Linked DNA regions of Mus musculus: regions 1 and 3 are each linked to region 2. Evidence: chromatin loops called from intact Hi-C (ENCODE). Cell type or tissue: gastrocnemius. All regions are shown on one strand. Links, peaks and the distances in the headings refer to the core of each region. The heading gives the core; the rest is flanking DNA.

Region 1 (7,191 bases), core at 1-5,000, 200 kb after region 2:
TTCGGTGGCCCAGATGAGGCGCGCTGAGATCCAAGAGATACACAGCTGCCCACAGCAGCCTGGGTATTCAGTGGGCTGACCTGGAGAACCCAGCCTGGGAGGCAGTGCTTTTTGTCCTGTCTCCCAGTCTTCACTGTGGAGTCAGGCGTCCCCACTGGCTTAGCAAGAGTGGATGTCCCCATTGCTTTGCTCCTTTGTGGGAAGGGGATGAATTTCAGTATAAATCTGACAGTCTGACACAAGGATGACTCCATTTCACAGATGAGGAGACTGAGGGTGAGGGATGGGAAAAGAGGGGAGGAAGACTCTTCCCAAGTCACCTAGCATCTCTCTTTGTCTGTTTCCCTTTCCCATTGGCTGGCTGGGGCTAGCTGGATCTCGAGCTCATTTTCCTCACCCAGAGCCCTTGAGTGTCCCTTTCCCTAACACTGCCAGTGGGACCTACACTAAGTCACTTCATATTCACAGCTGAGCATCCACAGTATCCAAACCAAGGCCAGATTGTCAATTCAGCCAGGTTTTTGTTTTTTGCTTTTTGTTTTTTCGAGACAGGGTTTCTCTGTGTAGCCCTGGCTGTCCTGGAACTCACTCTGTAGACCAGGCTGGCCTCGAACTCAGAAATCCGCCTGCCTCTGCTTCCCGAGTGCTGGGATTAAAGGCGTGCGCCACCACGCCCGGCTCAGCCAGTTTTTTAAAAAATATTTATTTTATGTATATGAGTACACTGTCGCTGTTTTCAGACACACCAGAAGAGGGCATCAGATCCTATTACAGATGATTGTGAGCCATCATGTGGTTGCTGGAAATTGAACTCAGGACCTCTGGAAGAGCAGCCAGTGCTCTTAACCACTGAGCCATCTCTCCAGTCCTCAACCAATTCTTTTGGTGCCTGTTAAAGCTGGCTTCTGTGTTGGACTGAACAGATTCAAACACAGGCTCCCAACTGCTTATACGGTGTGTGATTCTGGACCTTGTCACTTTTCTGTCCCTTCGTGAAGCAGACTTGGGCCCAGCCTGAAGGAGATGGGTTGAGGATTGAGGGAGTAATTCCAAGGCTCAGAGCAGTACCTTGCTCATAAGCGCTGATAAAATTCAGTAGCTCCTGACTCTACAAGGGACAAAAGTGGTGTCTCCCAGGCCACATCCTTGAGGTCAGTCCATTGTACACAAAGGTTGCTATCAAACAACCAGAGCAAGTACGGAGGCTCAGGTGCCCTTGAATGCCTGTGACCCTCGTGCAGTGAGAGGGTATGCTAAAGGTAGATCCAGGAAGGCTTCCCAGAGGCAGCGAGGGACCCAGAGGTCTGGGAGGGTCCTTAGGAGAACTAACCCATCATTAATCCCGTATTCCTGTGAGTGTCTACTAGCCCTGCAGGGGGAAGCAACAGTTGAAACAATTCTGGCTTAGCAGGAGTATTTGTGGCTCTGTATCCTTGGGTGGGCTTCCTCCCTGAACACAGTTTAGGACTACAGAACTTGTGTGTGTGTGTGTGTGTGTGTGTGTGTGTGTGTGTGTGTGTGTGAGAGAGAGAGAGAGAGAGAGAGAGAGAGAGAGAGAGAGAGAGAGAGAGAGAGAGAGAGAGAGAGAGAGACAGTATCCCTCACGTTGCCCTCACACCCACAGAGATGTGCTTGTTTCTGCCTCGAGTGCCAGCAAGTCCGGGTTAAGAACCTCTGGCCCCCTGCCGTGGTTTACTCAAAGTGGGACGTGGAGTGGCACAGTTTGGGAGTCACAGCTTTCCCTTACTCTCCCGGTCCGCAGAGAGTGTGAGCCACCCCGAAGAAGCGAGCCCAGAGGAGCAGCCAGAGGAGGCGGGCGCCGAGGCGAGTGCGGAGGAGGAGCAGCTCCGGGAGGCGGAGGAGGAGGAAGAGGCGGAGGCCGTGGAGTACCTGGCCGAGCTGCCGGAGCCACTGCTGCTGCGCGTGCTGGCCGAGCTGCCAGCTACGGAGCTGGTGCAGGCCTGCCGCCTGGTGTGCCTGCGCTGGAAGGAGCTGGTGGACGGCGCCCCACTGTGGCTGCTCAAGTGCCAGCAGGAGGGGCTGGTGCCCGAGGGCAGCGCTGATGAGGAGCGGGACCACTGGCAACAGTTCTACTTTCTGAGCAAGAGGAGGCGCAACCTGCTGCGCAACCCTTGTGGGGAAGGTGAGGGCCGCATAATTGGATGCCCACCGTCTCTTCTAGAAAACGGCCCTCGGCGCCCGCCCGCTTCAAGGTTAAATGAGATGAAGCGCTTGGTGCACTGTCTAGCCCAGAGCATCCCTCTGCTCCCTGGGGAGTCTCTCTTCCCAAGGCATCCACTCTCAGTGAACAGGGGCGGGACAGATCCTGTGGACACTGGGTCTGGGGTAGGAGTGAGGAAGTGCCTACATTTCCGTCGCTCATTGTCTGCCCCCTGAGACCTTGAGAAAGGACCCATGCCACTCTACCTCTCACTGTCAGGGCAAAAGTCAGCCCTGCCGCAGCCTCAAGCGAGGGGCTGTGTGACCAGGGTGGGGCTGTCTTATCCCTACAGAGGACTTGGAGGGCTGGAGCGACGTGGAGCACGGTGGGGACGGCTGGAGGGTGGAGGAACTGCCCGGAGACAATGGGGTGGAATTTACCCAAGATGACAGCGTTAAGAAATACTTCGCCTCCTCCTTCGAGTAAGGAGAAGGGGCAAGGGGGAGAGGGAGGGGAAAGCAGGGCCCACCGAGTCCTGACGCCTGTTCCCCCAGGTGGTGTCGCAAAGCGCAGGTCATTGATCTGCAGGCAGAGGGCTACTGGGAGGAGCTACTGGACACCACCCAGCCCGCCATCGTGGTGAAGGACTGGTGAGCAGCTATTGGGGAGGGTTCGGGACTGGAGGGAAAGGGGAAATGGTGGTGGTGGTGGAGGGATTAGCTCTTTGCCACACTTTCAGTGTTGTTGACACGTGGAACACGGGTCCGCAAGGGTTGGCAACTGGTGGAAAGCTATTCCTGCCTTGAGTTTAAAATGTTAACAAATGGGTGTGCACTTTCTCGTGTTTAAAAGGCAAGAATACTACTAATAAATTAAGGCTTGCTTACCCCCTTCATGTACACACACACACACACACACACACACACACATTTGTGTCCCTCCTAGGATGGCTTTGGTTCCAAGGTTGGGTCTGGTTCACTTTGAGTTTGGCTGGGGGGTGGGGTGGGGGGACCCAGTCTCCTCTGTGGACGAAGTTTCTTTATATGTGAAATGGGGACACTGCTGGGGGGGGGTGCACTTGCCCGGCAGGGATGCTGGGATAGGCAGAAGAGATCTCTGGCAGAGTGAGGCTCTCAGCAGGTGAGGTCTGTGTCTCCCACTCCCCTGCAGGTACTCGGGTCGCACTGATGCGGGCAGCCTGTATGAGCTCACTGTGAGGCTGCTGTCGGAGAACGAAGATGTGCTGGCGGAGTTCGCTACAGGACAGGTGGCTGTGCCAGAGGACGGCAGTTGGATGGAGGTGATCCCGATGGGCCGAGGGGGCAGGGTGGGGATATCCCGGGTAGAGCTTGTGGAAACTCCGTCCCCGGCTTGTGGAGCCTGTGCAAGTAGAGCCCACAATTAGAGCTGGGGTCAGGCTGCTGCGCTCAAGTGGGACGGCAAGGACAGCCTTAGACCCCTGAGGCTGACGTGCTATCCTTTCACCCCCAGATCTCCCACACCTTCATCGACTACGGGCCAGGTGTCCGCTTTGTCCGCTTCGAGCACGGAGGGCAGGACTCGGTCTACTGGAAGGGCTGGTTCGGGGCCCGGGTGACCAACAGTAGCGTGTGGGTGGAACCCTGAACGACCTCCCCTACCCCCACCATCCGCCCTCTAAGGCAGAATTCTGGGGTAGAAAGGCCTTAATTTAGTTGGTAGCATCCTCACCTGCCTCGCCCACGCCTTGCACCTGCCTCTCTCCCGCCCCTTCCTTCAGTCTGGTCCCGAGGAAAGAAGGACATGTTGCTTTACTGTAGGATGGCTTTCATTTGCATCTCCACGGGCAGTCGCTTCTAGAATGTACGATCCGAGGGGGTATGGGGCTGCTGCTGGATCCCGCGCTCCTAGCATTGTGCCTGCCTCAAAGTGGGCACTCAATAAATATTTGTCCAAAGAACGCAACAATGGACGCACAGATGAATGGACATCTCCACCACCCCATCGTGCTCCGTCTCCCCAGGGCCCCTGGCCCGGCCTGGAAAAGTACTTGGTGGCCGTCCAGCTGCTCGGGTTTCCAGGGGCTCTTGGGTTGGTGTGGGGCCAGCTGGGCCTGGGCAGGCCAGCGGACAAAGGCTTGGATTGTGAGTCTGAGGAGGGGCTGGCTGAGCCTGGCGCCTGAGGACATCCAAGCTGCCCAGAATCCACAACAGGGCTTGGTAAAGGAGTGTGGGGTGCCTGCCCAACAGGCTCCGTTGGCCCAGTAGTTAGGCTGTGTCTTGCTGCGTTGTTCCTATCCCTCTCTGGAGCAGTTTGGCAGTGACGCCACCAGGTCTGGATAGCATTCTCTTGGGCTTAGAGATGAAGGCTGTGGAGTGGCGCGCGCACACACACACACACACACACACACGCACACACACGCACACGCGCACGCGCACACGCGCGCGCGCACACACACACGCGCGCGCGCACACACACACGCGCGTACACACACACAGAGAAGAATAATCTTGGCTACTCTTTTTATTCATCCCTGCTTTATGCTAGCCTTCCTGGCTGGGCCAGGATTGGTTTTATCTACAAGCTGCCTTTCTGTGCCATGCTTGGGGTAGGCCGTGGGGAGGGTGTGTTAGGCTGTAGGTTAGGCTACTTGCTTTCTGGCATCTCAGCTCCTTCCCAGAATGCTCCATGGCTGACTGGGGGTGAGGAGAGGTCTTGTCACTGTTGTCCTAATAGAGCCACTGTGACCCCCCCCCCCCACCCCCAGCTCTGCCTTCATCTTTTAGTCTGTGGTTTGGTGCCACCTGCTGGTGAGGTGGGACAGCCGCCTGAGCTGGGACTTGCCTTAGTTCCTTGACCCTTCTGTCTAATTGCTTCTAAGTCTCTGTCTTGGGTCTTCCGGGACTACGTGTGTGTGTGTGTGTGTGTGTGTGTGTGTGTGTGTGTGTGTGTGTGTGTGTGTGTGACCCGTTCTGGTGCCCATAAAAGAAAAAGCATCAGATCGCCTGCCTTTGGAATTCTAGGTGGTTGTGAGCCTGACATAGTGCTGGGATTTGAATGTGGCTCCTCTGGGAGAACAGCAAGTGCTCTTAACCTCCACGCCATCTCCACTCCAAACTCCCCAGCTCCCCCGTTCACCCCAGTCCTTTCTAAGGGGACTCCGAGTCTGAGGGGAGGGCAAGGTCCCACCCACCTTAATTGCTAATCATAAGAGGAGCGACTGGTGGCCTCGGGCCTAGCGTAATGGAAGGGAGCATAAACTCGTGAGCTTGGGTTGTAATGAATGTTAGGTAAGGTAGAGCTTTAGGGCAAAGGACTGCAATATGTGTGTGGAGCCTACCTGGCTCAGAAGAGGGAGCCCAGAGCACTGAGGCTGTCCTTTCAGGCCAAAAAAATTAAAAAAAAAAAATAAAAGAAAGAAAAAGGCTTCTCAAGGGTCAGGAACCCACCTAAGAGACCCAAGGAGTTGGCTGAAGTGTGGCGTGACAGTTAAATTCAGTAGTTCTGGGAGACCATCTGGTTGACAGAGACGTGGCGGTCAGGAGGTTGTGTTGCTCAGGGAGGTGAAGTGTGAGTTCTTGGGCATCCCAGTGGGTGCTTGTTGTCCACTCAGATGTGAACAGGGATTGTCACCACCCTTCCCTAACATGAAACAGAATAAGATGGCAAGTGGCACCCGGAATCAACATAGCAATACAGTCAGTCTGCATTGGGGTACTGTGATCCACGTTCATTCTTTTTTTTTTTTTTTAAGGTTTATTTATTTATTATATGTAAGTACATTGTAGCTGTCTTCAGACACTCCAGAAGAGGGAGTCAGATCTCGTTACGGATGGTTGTGAGCCACCATGTGGTTGCTGGGATTTGAACTCTGGACCTTGGAAGAGCAGTCGGGTGCTCTTACCCACTGAGCCATCTCACCAGCCCCCACGTTCATTCTTAACCCTCAACTGGGCTGAGCCCACCACCCTGGAGGCATCGAGGAGGAGCTGAGGTCAGCGTTCCTCAAGGAAAATTCCACGTGTCAGCCAGCAGGTGGCAGCCAAGGGCTCTCTCTCTCTCTTAGGGCAACAAGTTGAATATGCATTGCTACTGAATATGAGTTGAATGTGACTTCCTACTACATGTCAGGAAGAGATCACAGTTAGTCAGCCTCTGCTGGCGTTCACACTGTAGAGGGAGAAACATGACTAACAAACAATCAAATGAAGCCAGCGGCCAACATGAGGTGACACTCTCCCTACTCAGTGGGCGCCCATTAAGAACTGTGCTGGAGGCAGAGGCAGGTGGATCTCCATGAGTTTAAGACCAATGTGGTCTCTACATAGTGAGCTCTAGGCCAGCCATAGTTACACAATAAGACCCGGTCTCAAAACAAAACAAAACAAAACAGAAAACCACAACCCTCTCCCCCAGAAAACCCCAAATCAAATATAGTAGCAAGAAAGGATAAAAACTATCTTAAATATCAATTTTTATTTCTTGTATGTATATGTGTATGTGCATATGTCTCTCTGTGTGTAGCCACATGGGTGCGGATGCCCGAGGAGAGCACCCTATCCCTTGGAGTGGACGTTACCATTCGTTGTGAGCCTCCTGGTGTGGGTTCTGGAAACTGAACGAGTCCTCTGAAAAGAACAGCAAGTGCTCTTAGGTGCTGAGCCATCTCTCCAGTCCCTGTTCTCTCTCTCTCTCTCTCTCTCCCCTTCCCTCCCTCCCTCCTTCCCTCTCTCTCCCTTTCTCTTTCTTTCTTTCTTTCTTTCTTTCTTTCTTTCTTTCTTTCTTTCTTTCTTTCTTTCTTCCTTTCTTCCTTCCTTCCTTCCTTCCTTCCTTTCTTTCTTTCTTTCTTTCTTTCTTTCTTTCTTTCTTTCTTTCTTTCTTTCTTTCTTTCTTTCTTTCTTTCTTTCTTTCGAGTGAGACAAAGCATAGACAAGGCAGGCAATTTCCCTGAGGTCACACAGTCCTCTAGTCCTTCATAGAAGTGGGATTCTAGCCAGCTACTCAGGGACCTGGTCTCCACAGCAGCGCCAACAAAGGAGTACTGAGGGTGA
Region 2 (7,377 bases), core at 852-5,851:
GACCAGATGGACAGCGTGACACTCCTGGGTCCTCAGTCACAGTGGCCTTGGAGCTATTGGGGAGGAGGGAGACACCTCATCTCCAGAGCACTTTACCTCACAGTTCTCTTCTCTTACATGACTGCTAGCTAGCTCTGTTCCCTCGTGAGATTCTGCCAGATGTGGACCATTGCCGTGACACTTGCCAATCTCAGTAGCTGGTTCTCTATGGAGAGGCTAGGGGTGGAGAGAGAAAAGGAACAATTTTCCAGAAATAGTTGAGGGTAAAAATCAGGAATTCTCAAATGTGGTGAGGGTAGGAACAGATCAATCACTTTATTTATTTATTTATTTGTTTGTTTGTTTGTTTGTTTGTTTATTACATGTAAGTACACTGTAACTGACTTCAGACACAAACTCAGGACCTCTGGAAGAGCAGTCAGTGCTCTTAACCTCTGAGCCATCTCTCCAGCCCAGATCAATCACTTTAAAAATGATAACAGTGGGATTCAGAGACTCAGCATAAGACTTGGGGACGCCCAGAGACCAAGTGGGCAGTCCTGTAGGCCGAGAGTAGTAGTATGTACCCTGAATCCAGTGTTTGGGAGGTAGTAGCAGGAAGATCTGTCAATTAGAGGTCAGCCCAGTAAAACAAAAGACAAAAACAAAAGTCTACTCAAAAAAGCATCCAGAATGCATTATAGACTGTTTTATAGGGCAGAAGGCAGTATTTGAACATGCAAGTACAGAGGCTGAAGGTAGAGATGTTGTGACCATTGACCCAGTGAGACAAAGCCTTCCGAGAGGAAGCATCTTGTAGGGAGCTGGGAGCTGAGCACCATTGTGAACGGCGATTTTCAGCACCACGGACAGGGCCGATCTCCCATCCAGAGTATCCCCCAAATTGTCTTCATCTGGAGCATGCAAGGCATGTGCTACCACACCCTTAGTCTCAGCCACTATACATACATGAACTACTACGTCAGGCTCATAGGCCAAACTGGGGAACTGACGAGATCGTCCGTGGCTGCGCACACAGTCACACAGCTCCAAGAGAGAAGCATCCCGAAGGCTCTTGGGTTCTCTGCAGCTCTGTGTCATTCTGACGTCTGTTTCTCTGCAGCACGGGGATTCCTCAGTGCCCAATAAAGCTCACTCATTGATTCTAGAAATATATCCTTAATATTGACTCCATTATGACCCCTGAAGCACCTCAGGATCTCCACTCTCGGGAGTAGGTAGCATGGGTTTCCTCTTCTCCAATGGCAAAGAAACTAAGAAAACATTCTGGCTCCCTGAGAGTAGGCACTCCGGTGTCCAAAGGACAGCCTAGCGTGCTGCAGGTGACCAGTCCAAGCCCACACTCTGTCCCTTCCAGGGGACCCAGTGATTGGTCAGTAAGTCGGGATTGGTGGCCGGGGAAGCCCAGGAGGGAGAGCTAGGAGCTGCCACCATGAAACAGACCAAAGCTGGAGAGGTGTAGAACATGCTTTTCACAGTAAGAGCCCCAGTTCAATGTGGCTTAAGCAGAAAAGAGGGTAATTTAGCTCCTGCTATGCAACTCCAGGCATGGCTGGATCCAAGGTCTCAAATGCTGTCATTGGGAGTCCGTTTCTCTCTATCTCAGAAATACACTTTCATCTTACAGGTTCCTTCACAACAGACGACAATGGCTTCCAGAGAGCCTTTGATCCCACATATTGCAGAAGAAAGAAAACATACATTGCTATGGTATGGATAGGGCCACCCATAAACCACAGTGACAGGAGCTGGGGTGGAGGGGTGGGCTCCTTGGAGGGAAAGTGGAGTATAGTTTTCTTTTTTTAATGATTTTTTTATTTTATGGATGCGAGGTGTGTGTGTGTGTGTGTGTGTGTGTGTGTGTGTGTGTGTTGTTTTGAGATGGGGTTTCTCTGTGTAGCCCTGGCTGTCTTGGAACTCACTCTGTAGATCAGGCTGGCCTCGAACTCACGGCAATCTGTAGGCTAATATTTTTCAAATGATGATCAGTAAAGAGTGACAAATCAAATCAATACCACGCAGTGTCGTCCACTGTCTGTTGGGTTGTATTTATACCTTTTCCAAACATCAAGTGTTCTCTCAAACATCTCTAGAAAACATCACATGCCCTTTTTTCTAGGCAGCCTCCAGAAAAAAAAAACCACTATGGGTCTGTTCTCAGCAAAACATCCTCTCATAAGACAGTTTCTAGAAAAACATCGCATGACACAACTGTGTCTCCAAAGAAACCAGAAATTTTTACTTCAGAGATCCACCTGTCTCTGCCTCCCACTGCTGGTAGTAAAGGTTTGTGCCACCACCACCAGGCATGTATGGGTGTTTGCCTGCATGCATATCTATGCATCACATACATGCCCACTGTCTGCAGGGTCCAGAAAAGGGTGTCAGACCCTGGAACTGGGATTATGGGTTATGGATGGTTGTAAGCCATAATGTGGGTGCACGGAATCGAACCCGAGTCTTCTGTAGGAAGTCGAAGTTCTCCTGTCATATGAAGCGAGGAGGTTGTACTTGGTGGTCTCCAGTTCCAGGATATGTTTGCTAGTTGTTAACTAAACTAACTTGACACAACCTAGACTCACTCGGGGGAAAGATTTTCAGTGAGGTATGGTCTAGATCAGGTTGGCCTGTGGGCACATCTGCAGGGGACAGTCTTGACTTCCTTAACTGATGTGGGAGGACAGAGCTTGAAAGTGGGGAGGGGCATGATTCCATAGTTTGAGGCCCTGAGTTGTATGTACAGAAGAAGGGAGCTGAGGGTGCATGCCTCCATTTCTTTCTGCTCTGGACTGTGGATGTGATGGGGTTCACCGTTCCTGATGTCCCTGGAACATTGGGCTGCAAGCTGGAACTGTCAGCTAAGACTAGCTCTTTCTCCACCAACGTGATTTTTGTCAAAGTATCTTTTCACGGTAACAGAAGTGAAGCTAGGACACAGGCTTCCCACATGCTGGATAAACTCTCTACCAACTGAGATATATCCTCAGCCTCTAATATTTTGTATAATAAAAAAGTCTATGGATGTAGATGATTGTGGCCCATGGCTGCCATGATCCCCTGTAGTCTTAGCCTAATACATTTACTGACATATTTAAAACAAGCCATGTGATCTAAGCTTATATATACTTCCACCAAAGATTTATTTTTTTTGTATTTATTTGTTTTATATGTATGCATGTTCTACCTTCATGTGTGCCTGCGCATACATGTATGTGTCCTGAGGCCAGAAGAACATGTCAGATCCCTTGGGACTGGAGTTACAGTGATGAGCCACCACGTGGTTGCTGGGAATTGAACTCAGGTCCTCTGGAAGAACAGTCAGTGCTCTTTACTGCCACATGGTGGCTCACAACTGTCCATAACTCCACATCTAGGAAATCCTACATCCTCTCTTATCTCCACAGGCACCAGGCATGTGCCTGATGCATATGGGCAGGCAAAACGCTCATATACATGAAAAATAAAATAAACATAAAATTTAAAATTACTGCAACAAGCACACAGCCCAGTCTCCAGAGAGAACTAACATTGGCTGTTATCTGGCTTGTGATACCTGAGCAATCTGACCCCATGGGTCTGTGCTGTTATCAGCCCATACCACAGATGAGGAGACTAGTCCATCTGTCCATCTGTCCATCCATCCATGCATCCACCCACCCACCCACCCATCCTTGTAAGGCCAGGCTCAGGCTTTGAGCTTCCCAGCTTCGAATTCCTGATGTTACTACAAGAAGGATGCTTATGCCTATTTGTAGTCAAGTGTAGGCCTCCAGAGAGGCCCTTCATCCCCTCCTTGTCCCTACTCAAATCTTGCCTCTGTCTCATATCCTTGGGATGTCCCCTATAGAATGCTGCTACTCTATCTCCAGCAGGTGGCGCTGAAGGCCTTTTCCTTACCTGGGTAACATGACCAGTTCCCCCTCTGGATGACACTGAACAGTTAGTTGTCCCACAGCTTCCTGGGTAGGCGGAAGTGAGATCCTGCCCCAGCCCACTGCCAAATGGGCAAAGGCTGTGTTTGGTTCCAGTGAGCTTCTTTTGGGGGCTACATTAAGGGGTCCATTTGGCTCCCAGAGCCTGCAGCAAGCCAGCTTATTGTGGGGGGGGGGATCTGATTGGAGGCCTCTGAGCTGTCCTTCCTCTGTGGGAAGTCCCATGTCTCAGGACCCTAGGGGCAGTGGTGAGACTGTGGTTTAGAAGGTGAGGAGGCTCAGGGATGGGGTGAGGGGCCACGGGAAGCTTGTGAATGGGGTATGATCTCAGAGGCAGACAGTCTCAGCTTGGACACTGGAATCTATCCATCATCGACACTGCTGGCCATTCCTTTCTGCATTCCACAACAGCCCCACAGGGTGAGGACCATCTACAGAGCTACAGAGATGGGTCTGTCACGAGCCCCATCAGCACCTCAGACACTTGATCTCCACTCTGAGCTTTTGTGAGGATGCTGAGAGCAGGGAGCAAGGATGATGGGCATGGGTCAGCACTCCTCGGAAAAGTAGGTCTTGGCGCTGTTGACCAACCCTTCCTCTCCTTGCCCCATAGTTTTTGGCATGGTAGATGGGAGAGAGCACCCATTTTGGAATAAAAGACAGCTTAAGCCTCAATTCTACTGATGCTGCATGGCACTTCCCAAGTACTTCACTTAGTGGGGCCTCAGTTTTCCTAGTCTGGTTAGATGGATTCCATCTAGTTAGATGGGTGAGTCTGACCTGGCCAGGATGGCTTACAAGATAGACAGGAAAGACAATATAGGGTCTTTGAGGGATAAGGGCGTGGTCTCCTGTATACCAGGTTGGTCTTAAACTTGCTGTGTAGTTGAGAAAAACCTTGAACTTCCAGTCCTCCTGTTTCCACCTATTAAGTCATGGGTTACAAGTTTGCACCACCATGCCTGGCTTGTGTAGAGTTGGGGACTGAACTCAGTGCAGTCATGCACACTAAGCAAGCGCTCTATTAACTGTGCCATAGCCCATGCCCAAGACATTGTACTTAAAAAATATATATATATATATATATATATATATATCACACATGACTACACCATAGCTCTTTTCAGACACACCAGAAAAGGACATTAGATCCCATTACAGATGGTTGTGAGCCACCATATGGTTGCTGGGAATTGAACTCAGGACCTCTGGAAGAGCAGTCAGTACTCTTAACCGCTGAGCCATATCTCCAGCCTGACAATATCCTTTTTAAACAAGAAAGGCATAACATTCATTTGGGCTGCCTCCCATCTCTCACCACAGCTGGGCACGGTTGCAGACATGTTTATTTAGAAAACTTAACATTTACATTTCTGTTCTTGCTGTCATCCTTCTAGTGATGAAGAGGGAACCTGAGTCCTTGTGTGCTAAGTTAAATGCTCTCCCGTGGAGCCACACCCAGACCTCAACCTTTTAGTATCATTTCAAAATCAGAGTTTTCCAGAAAACCATTTTAAGCGTTCCATAATACCTTTGTTCTACTGCTGTATCTGGCAAAACGGTCCCATTCCCCTGAGAGATACTCCTCCTGCCCTCTGAGCACTTTGGGCCCCAGTGTTCTGCTATGCCTGCAATACCCCCAGCTGGCTCTGAGGTGCTATCTGCCACTGGTTGGCATCACTCGCTGCAGGATCCCTGGATGTGGGCGTGTTTGAGCTGCAGTCCCCTAGAGCTAGGCTCTACCCTTGCCATGATTCCCTTCTGACCTCTCTACTTCAGTGTTCGCTTGCTTTCTCCAACTCTCCTGGTGCTGAGAGCCAGCTCAGGAGACTGGGAAGCACTTGTGGATCTGCTGGGCCCTGACTTCTTACAGAAGAGCCATTATCCTCTCCAAGAATAAACTACAAGGTCTGTCCTGGGTGTCAAAAGCCAGTGGTTTGAAATAAAGGAGCTTCCTAAAGCCCAGAACCATGCTTTCCTCTGGTAAAGTAGAGTGGACCAGCAGGGATGGGAATCTGACCTCTCCTCTCACCCCCTTCCACTCTGTCTTTCCCTACTCTGCTTATCATGACCCTCTGGTCAGTCTCCCGGGTGGCAAGGCAGGAGCCCTGCTGGAGAGGCCCCAGGAGGGTGCTTCACTGCCCACTGGGGAGCCCTTCCAAGTGGGGTTTGACCTCTGACTGCAGAAGAAGAACCTGCAAGGCCCAGTCTAGCTTCTCTTCTTGGTAATGCATCCATTGCCCAGAAGAGCTTGAGCCCTCATGGGCTGCGATCCCGAGAGCTGCTCAATCACCACGTTTCCAGCAACCATCATTCCACTTAGGGAGCTTTTCCTGGGCTACACATGTGTCTCAGTGGTGGAGTGACTGTCCAGCCTGCTCAAGGTGTCTGTTTCTATTCCCAAGACTGCAAAAGCAGGGGTGGGGAGGTGGGAGGTCTTGATTACCTAGGGATCAGGGCTGCTCCCCACTAGCCATCTCCTGGAAGCACCTCCTTTGCCAGGATGTGGCTGGCCTTGCACGTGACTGTCTCTCAGATCCGTCACTTCCTGGCTAAGCCACCTCCTTCTTCTGGGAATGCCACTTTAGCTTATAACCGTGCAGCTGAGAGTTTGGGCTATGACCTCAGTCCACCCTTCTGGGCTGCTTTGTGCTATAGAGTGTTCTGTGGAGGGGCTGAGACGAAGACAGCTGGAAGAAAATTGCAAGGATTAAAAAAAAAAAATCAGTCCCATGTGACCCGCAAATGGCTGGGAGCCGTATTTCCTGAATTTAGATTCATTCCTTGGCTTCTGTGCGACCTCGGGGACAATTTTAAACACTTGAGAGAATTGAATCAAATCTTGTACAAGAAGCAGCTGGCACCTAAGCAAGGACTCAGGCTCGGTGAGCCACTATGTGGGAGATAGAGAAAAAGCACAGAAAAAGATGGGGGGGGGGGTAGGGGTAGGGGCACCTTCTCCCTAGTTCAAGTAGTCCACTCACACCCAACTCCTACAGATTAATATGAGTTTGTTTAGGCAGCCCTGATGTCTAGGGTCTGGGGACCTGAATTTGTGTCTTGCCTGACCATGGAATTTGGCAGGGAGGAAGAGGGGAGGAAACACTCACTAAGGCCAGGCCATGATGGCTGGAGGAGGTCTTCTCATGGTGCCAGTTGCTGCCCTTGGCCAAAAACATGTCCTCTTCATCCAGCTTCATAAACACGGCAGGGACAGAACTTGCCACACCGAAACCCATACATGGTCTGGAGACTGCACACCAACTGGGATCACAGGGACGCGCAGGGGGTTCACCTCCTCCAAGGAAGAGGCAGGGATAGGAGTGAAACCAGGGAGCTATTTCGAGAAGGTGTCAAAGGCCGGAACACTAAAATTAGAGCCTTGGTTCCTAAAAAGACATTAGCACCAACCGAGGTCTAAGAGAGGGGCTCTTCAGCGCGGAAT
Region 3 (7,377 bases), core at 863-5,862, 100 kb after region 2:
GAATGAGGATAGCGCAGGGTGGTGAGCAGGGACACCCTCCCCTCTCCCTGGCTCAGCCTGGAGGTGGCACTGGTCTTGGAGGGCTGGCTGGGTGAACCAAGGTAAAGTCACCTGGAAAAGGACCCGGCTCTCTTCTCTCTGGTGTAGCTGTTGAGCCACCCGGAGCTGAAGGACCTTTTTCTGCCATGTCCTCCACGCCTGTTCCAGGTGCCATTGTCTGAGCTACAGAGAGAGTTGATAGAAAAGATCCTCTGCCATCCTGTCAGCCCTGGCCCTTCTGCTGCCACCCCAGGGTGAAGGAGATGTGACAAGGGGCCATCACCTAAGAAATGTTAATAAGTGATCACACCTGAGCCCATCCCTAAGGCTTTGGGCATGAGGTGCAATTAGTAGTTAGTGCCTCCAGCTAGCCAAGGGATACATAGGATGAGTGGGGAGTTGTTCCCAGGGCCTCTGCTTGGTACAGAGGAGCTGAGCCTCCCTACCAGAGCCCAAGACAGCTGCTCCACCCAGTGAACATCTACCCAGCGCTGCCATGCCCTTGCCAGGCTCCAGGCCTGCTGGGAAACCTGACTATGCCAACACTATAGGTACCTGTCCCTGCAGGCCAAGAACATCTAACCTCTTCAACAGCAAAGAACAAGAGGCCCAGGCTCGGCCATTCTGCCAGAGTTGAAAAATCCCTTGCCTGAAGGGACTGACCACCCCTCCCATGCACAGCTGGTCCACCTTTGAGGAGCCTGGCCTTGGCCCTTCAGGGCCCTAGTCTCAGAGCTGCAGGGCTCACCTATTCCTGTAGGGGGCCAGTGGAGGGCCCGTGCAGGCAGTGGCAGCCAGAACTCGAGGGCTGGGCAGAGGGGTCTCTCTGTGACACCTGAAAAGGAGACTTGGGTCAGGAGAGGATGATGCCTTGATTTAAAAGAACAGAAGCCCCACCCACCTACCCCTCAAGTCTCCAGGCTGTGGGCTGGCCCAAGGCGCTAATGGGAAAAGAAGGGAATTCTTCAAGTAGCTGGGACACTCAAGAAGAGATGGACAGGGGCATTGTTTCAAAGGGTGTGGCCTGAGGACTGAGACTCAAAGCCCAGGTTGTGGTCCTCTGTGCCTCTTCCATGTGGCCGTGCCAGGCTGAGCAGCACATTCTCTACAGCAGGTGGCCAGCAGCTGTGAGTCTGAAGGAAGAGCAGGGGGACAAGGACCAACTGCAATGGGCTTGACCCTGCTGACCACAAGGGGGTCCTGCCTGCCTCCTGCCAGAGCAGGCTCCCACCTGCGTGCATAATGGGGCGCTTCACCTGACACTCAGGAGTCCCAAGACCCCCAGATGAGGCAAGCCACCCGTAGTGGCACAGCTCCCTCTGACCATCCTCCCCGTTGGCTGAAAACATCTAAGCAGAGGCTGGCTCAGTACTGCGGTGGAGCTCAGGCCAGCCCTGAGATTGACATTATGCTCCTGAATTAAGCTTTAGATGTTGCCGAAGCCTTGCCTCTCACATGTGGCCTGACTCCAAGGTCTGGGCTCCCAACTAATGCAGCATACACAGGGGATTCACAGCACCACAGAATGGCTCGCCACCTGCACGTGTTGCCAGGGGAAGGCTACCTGGGCATGCATGAACCTGTGGTAAAGAGCAGGACCCTGGGTACCATTCTCAGTGTCTGCGTGTTTCTAGAAACCTCAGTTTATCAGCATATCAGCCCTGCCTTCACTAACAAGAAGAGAATGAAAGTACATATACTTTTAAAAGGTTCTAGTGTACTGGTGAAATTTCACGACGCTGAGGCAAGAGGGCGAGAGGCTGCCTCATGAGCTTGAAGCCACCTGGACTGTATAAGCTGGGTCTACAAAGCCTGTAACATCAACAAGCCCAACAGCATGAGGCCCATGGTGTGCCAGCACCCTGAGCCCGTACGAGGATTCTGAAACCCAGCAACGCTAGTCTTGCAATTCTGTTTCAAAGGCAAAGCCACTTTGATGCCTTATGTTCTTTCCAAAGTTAATTCTGTTCCTCTGGCATCTGAGCAAGAGTCTTGGTGAGGCCAGATTGTCTTTGGGAACACTGTCTAGCCTGCCAGGGACTTGGGCTGAGTCCCCTAGTTACATCTGCAGACCTCTAGGCAGTGTTGTTTCTTGCACCTGGCATTTGTGATTATCTCTCTCCTCCTGATAGGCCTTCAGCCTCTCACTGTTGTGTCAGAGCTAAGAACTTCTGGTCTGAAGGTGACTTTTTGGTACAGAAAAGAGAAAAACCCAAATTTCTACTTTATTTTCTAAAATGAGCACATTGCATTTTTCCAATTAAAAAAAAATTGCTGTCTCCATATAGCTGTTTTTAAATGCTTAGCGTAATTTATTTTTGTGTGCATGTGTGTGTGTGCGTGTGTGTATGTGTGTGCGTGTGTATGTGTGTGTGCGCGCGCACGTGCGTGTGCACACACCTATGGAAGCCAGAACAGGCCATTGAGTCAACAGATCACCCGGAGCTTGAGCTTCACAGGGTTGAAAGCCACCAATGTGGATGTGGGTGCTGGGAAACGAACTCTGGTCCCTCTAGAAAGAGCAACCAGTTACCATGGAACCATCTCTCCAGCTCCCAGATGGTGCTGTAACTGAATTTAAGATCTGAAGGTGTAGCTTAGTGAACATTTGTCCAGCGTCTCTCTTAAAAAAACTATGTGGTGTTTGTGGTATACGTGTCAGGAAGGGCAGGCATGCCTTGGTGAGCATGACAGCCAGAGGACAACTCTGGAGTTTATTGTCTCCTTCTGCCTTCACATCAGTTGTGATAATCAAATCAAGTCATTGGGTTGGCATGGCAAGTGCCTTTACCTGCCCAGACACCCTGCTCACCCATGGATACTTTTTTCCCCCTTTGAGACAGTTTAATTATTCAGCCCTAGCTAGCTTCAAACTCCCGGAGATCTTGCCTCTGCCTGCCTCTGCCTTCCTAATACTGGGATTAAAGGCACACAACACCGTGCCCAGCCACAAACACTTTTAAACAGTGTCCATCTCCCTAATAGAGACCCTTTGAAGGCAGACCTGCACAGGGCTGTCACTCAAGAGGTTTGCTAATGGATCCTCCCGCTTCCACCCTGTTGTTGGCCACCCTGCACTGGGTTGTGTGGTGTCTGTAAATATGTTTGCCCCTGGAGAAGTGTCTAGCCACAATCCCATCGTGGGCAGAAACCAAGTGATTTTAAGGGTTTGTTTTGGAAAGTTGACACCACACCACACACACACACAACTCACACGCATCCAAAAGTATGTGGTGTCCGTCAGTAGCAGGAGATGCCCTCTGCTGGCCAGCCTAAGCCAGTGTCCTAAGTCCATGCCCTGTGCCTGGGTCTGTGGCTCCAGCTTCTGTTTGAACAGAGTTGACTGAGACTGAACCCGGTGGGTCCTAAGGAGACCCCGAAGCCGCTGCCAGCATTGGGTGATAGCAGTTTGTTGGACATAAGCCTGGGCCGCTAACTGCATCCCGACCTCTGGGACTCTGGAGAAAAAGGAGGAGCCTGTTAGAGCCAAAGACAAATGCTCAGCCTGGCCCCTCCCATCCCTATTTTTGATGATCCACCAAATATGCATGAAAGGGGTAAAATATCAGACAGCAGAGGCAACTGTCCTGTTTCAAGGGACAGAGAGGGCAGTGCTAACAGCTACATCCTGTCCCCTCCCCTGGGGAATGCCAGTGCACTGCCCACTTCTGTTGAGTGCATGCGCACACTTGCCCAGGCTAAGACATAAGGCAGTTAAAGTCAGGAGCTTTTCCAAGGATGGGTGACACTAGAAAGTGACAGAATTGGGATCCGCTCCAAAGATCAGGATGTCTCTGTCCTCCTGGCAGACAGACAGACAGACAGGTACCACTCAGCCACGCAATGTGCTCCCCATTACCAAAATCCAAGTTCAAGACCTCGCCTGGAAGCATGGTGTGAGGTTGCCCTCCGGTCTCGGGCACTCACCGCGTTGTCAGCTGCTGGGCAGCATGAGCCTGGTAGACCTGGCCTAGGCAGGGCTGGTACATCCACAGGATCCAGTACAGGGCCACCTGGGCTGAGGCCTCATGGCACCACCCTAGGGTGACTCGCCCCACTGCAAAAGCCTGCTGGGCCTGTGTCCTCCACAGCTGCCTGACAACTCAACTCTGCCGCACAAAGCTTCTCCAGCCCAGGACAAAGGCCACATATTGGTCCTGTGCCAGGGTCCCTGCTCTACAGGTCTCCTGCAAGCTATCGAGTATGGCCCCTAGGTCTCTTCTCAGGCTGTCCTGGAAGTCTTCACGCTGGTCCTCTGACACTCTTATGTCCCTCATATGGTCACACTAGGCCTGGAAAGAGCTGCAGGGGGCAGGGATGTTGATTCTCAGTTGGGTTTTGTGTTTATTCAAAATGATACCTGCAGAAATGCCTGAGATCCCAGCACTGAAGCAGGGGGGTTCCTAAGGCTAACCCAGGCTTGAAGACCTTGCAAGGCTAGGAATCTAACTCAATTAGTAAAGGGCTTTCCTAACGTACACAAAGCCTATGGTTCAATCCCTAGTACAAAGTCTGGAGTCCAATCCCTAACACTAAATAAAGTAGGCATGGTAGCTTATGCCCAGAAGCCCAGCACACCTTATATAGAGGCAGGAAGATCAAGATTCAAAGCTATCCTTGGCTAACCAGAGGCAGTTGGAGGCCAGCCTGAGCTATACGAGTTCATCCTCTCTTGGCTACTTTAAGAGGACTGAGGGCCTAAATCTCCTCAGAGCTAAAGGAAACACCTACCTCTGTCACCGTCACTGGCCTATTGAAGTCAGAGAGCTAGCCTGGTCAAGAGGTGAATTGTGAGGCTTGTTACCAACCCCAAAAGTAAAGCGAGGCTGCTGACCAACTCCTCTGGCTCAGACCAGCTTTCTCCTTAGTTCTCCATCTCACCTAAGTCCCAGACCTCTAGTGGGAATCCCCAGAGCTTTTCATGCCCGGGCTCCCTGCCTTTCCCAGGTGGCAAGGGCAGACCCCTCCTACCCCACAAGCCCCTACCCCTGAAGACATCTCAGCTACAGCCTGCTGCCGCTCCAGTCCCTAGACACAGCCTTCTGAAGAACCTGGAGGTGGACCTGTCCCCACCTCTGGTACTGTTCACAGAGAAACTGCTGCCCTGGGGCCAGAGAGACTGAGAGCCACTGGGGACCCCCCCAGCCTCTTCCCTGTTTCCTGCTCAGCCAGCCCTCTGCCCTACACTCTAACTGCCCGGCTAAAATGCTTTTGGTTACCAGGCACTGTATTCAGGAAGTTGAGGCTCTGTTTGTTTTGTTGTTGTTGTTGTTTGTTTGTTTTGTTTTTCTTGGTGCTGGGGACTGAACCCAGAATGTTGCCCATGTCAAACCCACACTCCCCAGAGAATGCCATTCCCAGACTTTTTGTTGAAGATGTTGGCAATGTTTTTAGGCACTGGAAGAATTCAGTTTTAAAACTCTCGGGGCTGGGTATATAGCTCTGTTTCAAGAACACATGCTTTGTCTCATGTGTATAAAGCCCTGGGCTCAATCCCCAGAATAGCACAATCCAGGCATGGTGTCAGAGGACTATAAGCCCAGCACTTGAAAGGTGGGTGGAGGAGGATGGAGTGTTCAGAGTTACCCTCGGCCAGCTACACAGCAAACTGGAGGTGAGTCTTGGCCACAAGAGACCCTTTCTTCAAACAAACAATAATAAAATGAACTTCCAATCTAGATTTGCAGGGGCTAGAGAGATGGCTGTGCAGTAAGTGCCTGTATTACTTTTCTAGAGGCCTGGGTTCCATTCCCAGCACCCACATCAAGTGGCTCACAACTGCCTCTAACTCCAGCTTCAGGGATCTGATGCCACTGGTCTTTGAGGGCACCAGCATGCATGTGACCTACATTCACACAAATACACAGATGCATTCATGGTTAAAAAAGAAAAGAAATCTTCCCCCCAAAAAAAAAAATTAGATTCTGATTTCTCTTTTAAAACCAGAAAATTTGACGTCCATTCCTGAGAGACAAGTAGTGAGCTGGAGAAGTGGCTGGCCCCAGTGGGCAGGGCACCAGCTGTCTAAGACAGTCGAGTCTGTACTGGTGGGCATACAGGACATTGAAAATGGCTGCCACTGAGCTGGCAAGATGATTCAGTAAGTAAAAGTACAGAATTAGGCCCTAAAGAGATAGGTGCTTTGGCCCCGGAACCCGAGATGAGTGGGTTCTGCAGAGATGCCCTGTAGTGAGACTTACCAGCACCCCTACAAGGGAACTTAAGAAGTAGGTGCCTAGCCCCCACAGAGCTTTCAGATGTAGCTCCAGCCCTGGGTGACCCCTCACTGGTAGCCTGATGGGAAAGAAAGAAGCTGGGGGGGGGGCCCCCTAAGCCATTGGACTCTCTCTTGCTTTGTTGACACCATGAGATGCTAAAAGTCTGTGGTTTAAAAGTATAACCTGAGCCGGGTGTAGTGGCACATGCCTTTAATCCCAGCACTCGGGAGGCAGAGGCAGGCAGATTTCTGAGTTCCAGGCCAGCCTGGTCTACAGAGTGAGTTCCAGGACAGTCAGGGCTATACAGAGAAACCCTGTCTCAAAAAAACTAAAAAAAAAAAAAAAAAAAAAAAAAAGCTGTAATAGTGGCTGGGAGTGTGGCTCAGTGGTAGACTGGAGCGCTGTATTCTATCCCCAGAACTGAAGTTAATTTCTATCCCCATTTAGTTACATAAAATGTTGAGGCTATTTGTTGCTCAGAAAGGGGTGGGAGTCTCCTGGAGAGGTGACTACAACTTGGCTGGGGTCAAACTGAGGACAGGGATAAAGATCTTTGTGCGGAGCTAGGATTCTGGGAAGCTAGAGGGGATTCATCCCCTTCCTTCCGCACACAGGCTCCTTGCTCTGCAAGCCTATTTCTTCTACCTCTGCTGCCTAACTGGCATCATGGTCCTGAGAGCACCAGGACTCTCTCTTCCTGGACCTTAGAGCTTAAGCCAGCAACATCTGGAGGCCAGGCAAGGCAAAGGTGATGGGGAAGAGGGAGGTGCTGATATTCTAGCCCAGGGTTTGCTGTGGACTGACAGGATCCCCAGGATCCCCACAGGCACTCGGTGAAGTGGGCACAGTCTTATTCCTGGTTTACAGATGGCCAACCACAGACCGAGAGTACTTAAGTGGCTTGCTCAAGATCCACACAGCAGAAGATAAAAGAGCAGAGACCCACCCAGTCCTAGGTGTACCCTCCGTGATCCAATCCTGGGCTCTGAGATGGCTCTGGAACGGAGTGTCACTAAGGGACCCTTCTGGTCTTCTCCTCTCCCAGGTGTCCCCACCCAGTCCTTGGCTCCCTCTATCAGCAGGAGAGCCAGTGGCTCAGGCCACTCGCACCAGTCCCTGG

Evidence for each region. Peaks named below come from ENCODE experiments on the same cell type or tissue, not always from the same donor. Only the 100,000 strongest peaks of a DNase experiment are listed, where the experiment ranks them.
Region 1: a loop joins it to region 2, with 3.0 times the contacts of the local background. A loop is called at or near these places in 5 of 42 quality-filtered maps.
Region 3: a loop joins it to region 2, with 2.6 times the contacts of the local background. A loop is called at or near these places in 7 of 42 quality-filtered maps.

The regions. Positions count from the first base shown.
Region 1 is chr4:148,162,313-148,169,503 of GRCm38, forward strand. It overlaps Fbxo2 (F-box protein 2), which reads left to right. Exons shown (of 6, transcript NM_176848.1): 2 at 1,763-2,143; 3 at 2,514-2,643; 4 at 2,716-2,811; 5 at 3,332-3,461; 6 at 3,653-4,105. The coding sequence ends at 3,787. Among named protein-coding and RNA genes, the nearest start is that of Fbxo2, 5.2 kb to the left of the region's middle. In gastrocnemius, for the core only: CTCF peaks have their summits at 2,014 and 4,941 (motif pointing left); DNase peaks (open chromatin) are centred at 1,976, 2,747, 3,409, 4,264 and 1 more place; H3K4me3 peaks cover 1,048 bases; H3K27ac peaks cover 317 bases.
Region 2 is chr4:147,956,486-147,963,862 of GRCm38, forward strand. No RefSeq gene overlaps it. Among named protein-coding and RNA genes, the nearest start is that of 2510039O18Rik, 19 kb to the left of the region's middle. In gastrocnemius, for the core only: a CTCF peak has its summit at 3,867 (motif pointing right); a DNase peak (open chromatin) is centred at 3,891.
Region 3 is chr4:148,057,228-148,064,604 of GRCm38, forward strand. It overlaps Mthfr (methylenetetrahydrofolate reductase), which reads left to right. Exons shown (of 12, transcript NM_010840.3): 12 at 1-2,335. It overlaps Gm13201 (a long non-coding RNA gene), which reads right to left. Exons shown (of 10, transcript XR_004691353.1): 9 at 3,254-3,497; 10 at 766-874. Among named protein-coding and RNA genes, the nearest start is that of Gm13201, 16 kb to the right of the region's middle. In gastrocnemius, for the core only: a CTCF peak has its summit at 3,316 (motif pointing left); DNase peaks (open chromatin) are centred at 1,957, 3,344 and 3,967; H3K27ac peaks cover 1,782 bases.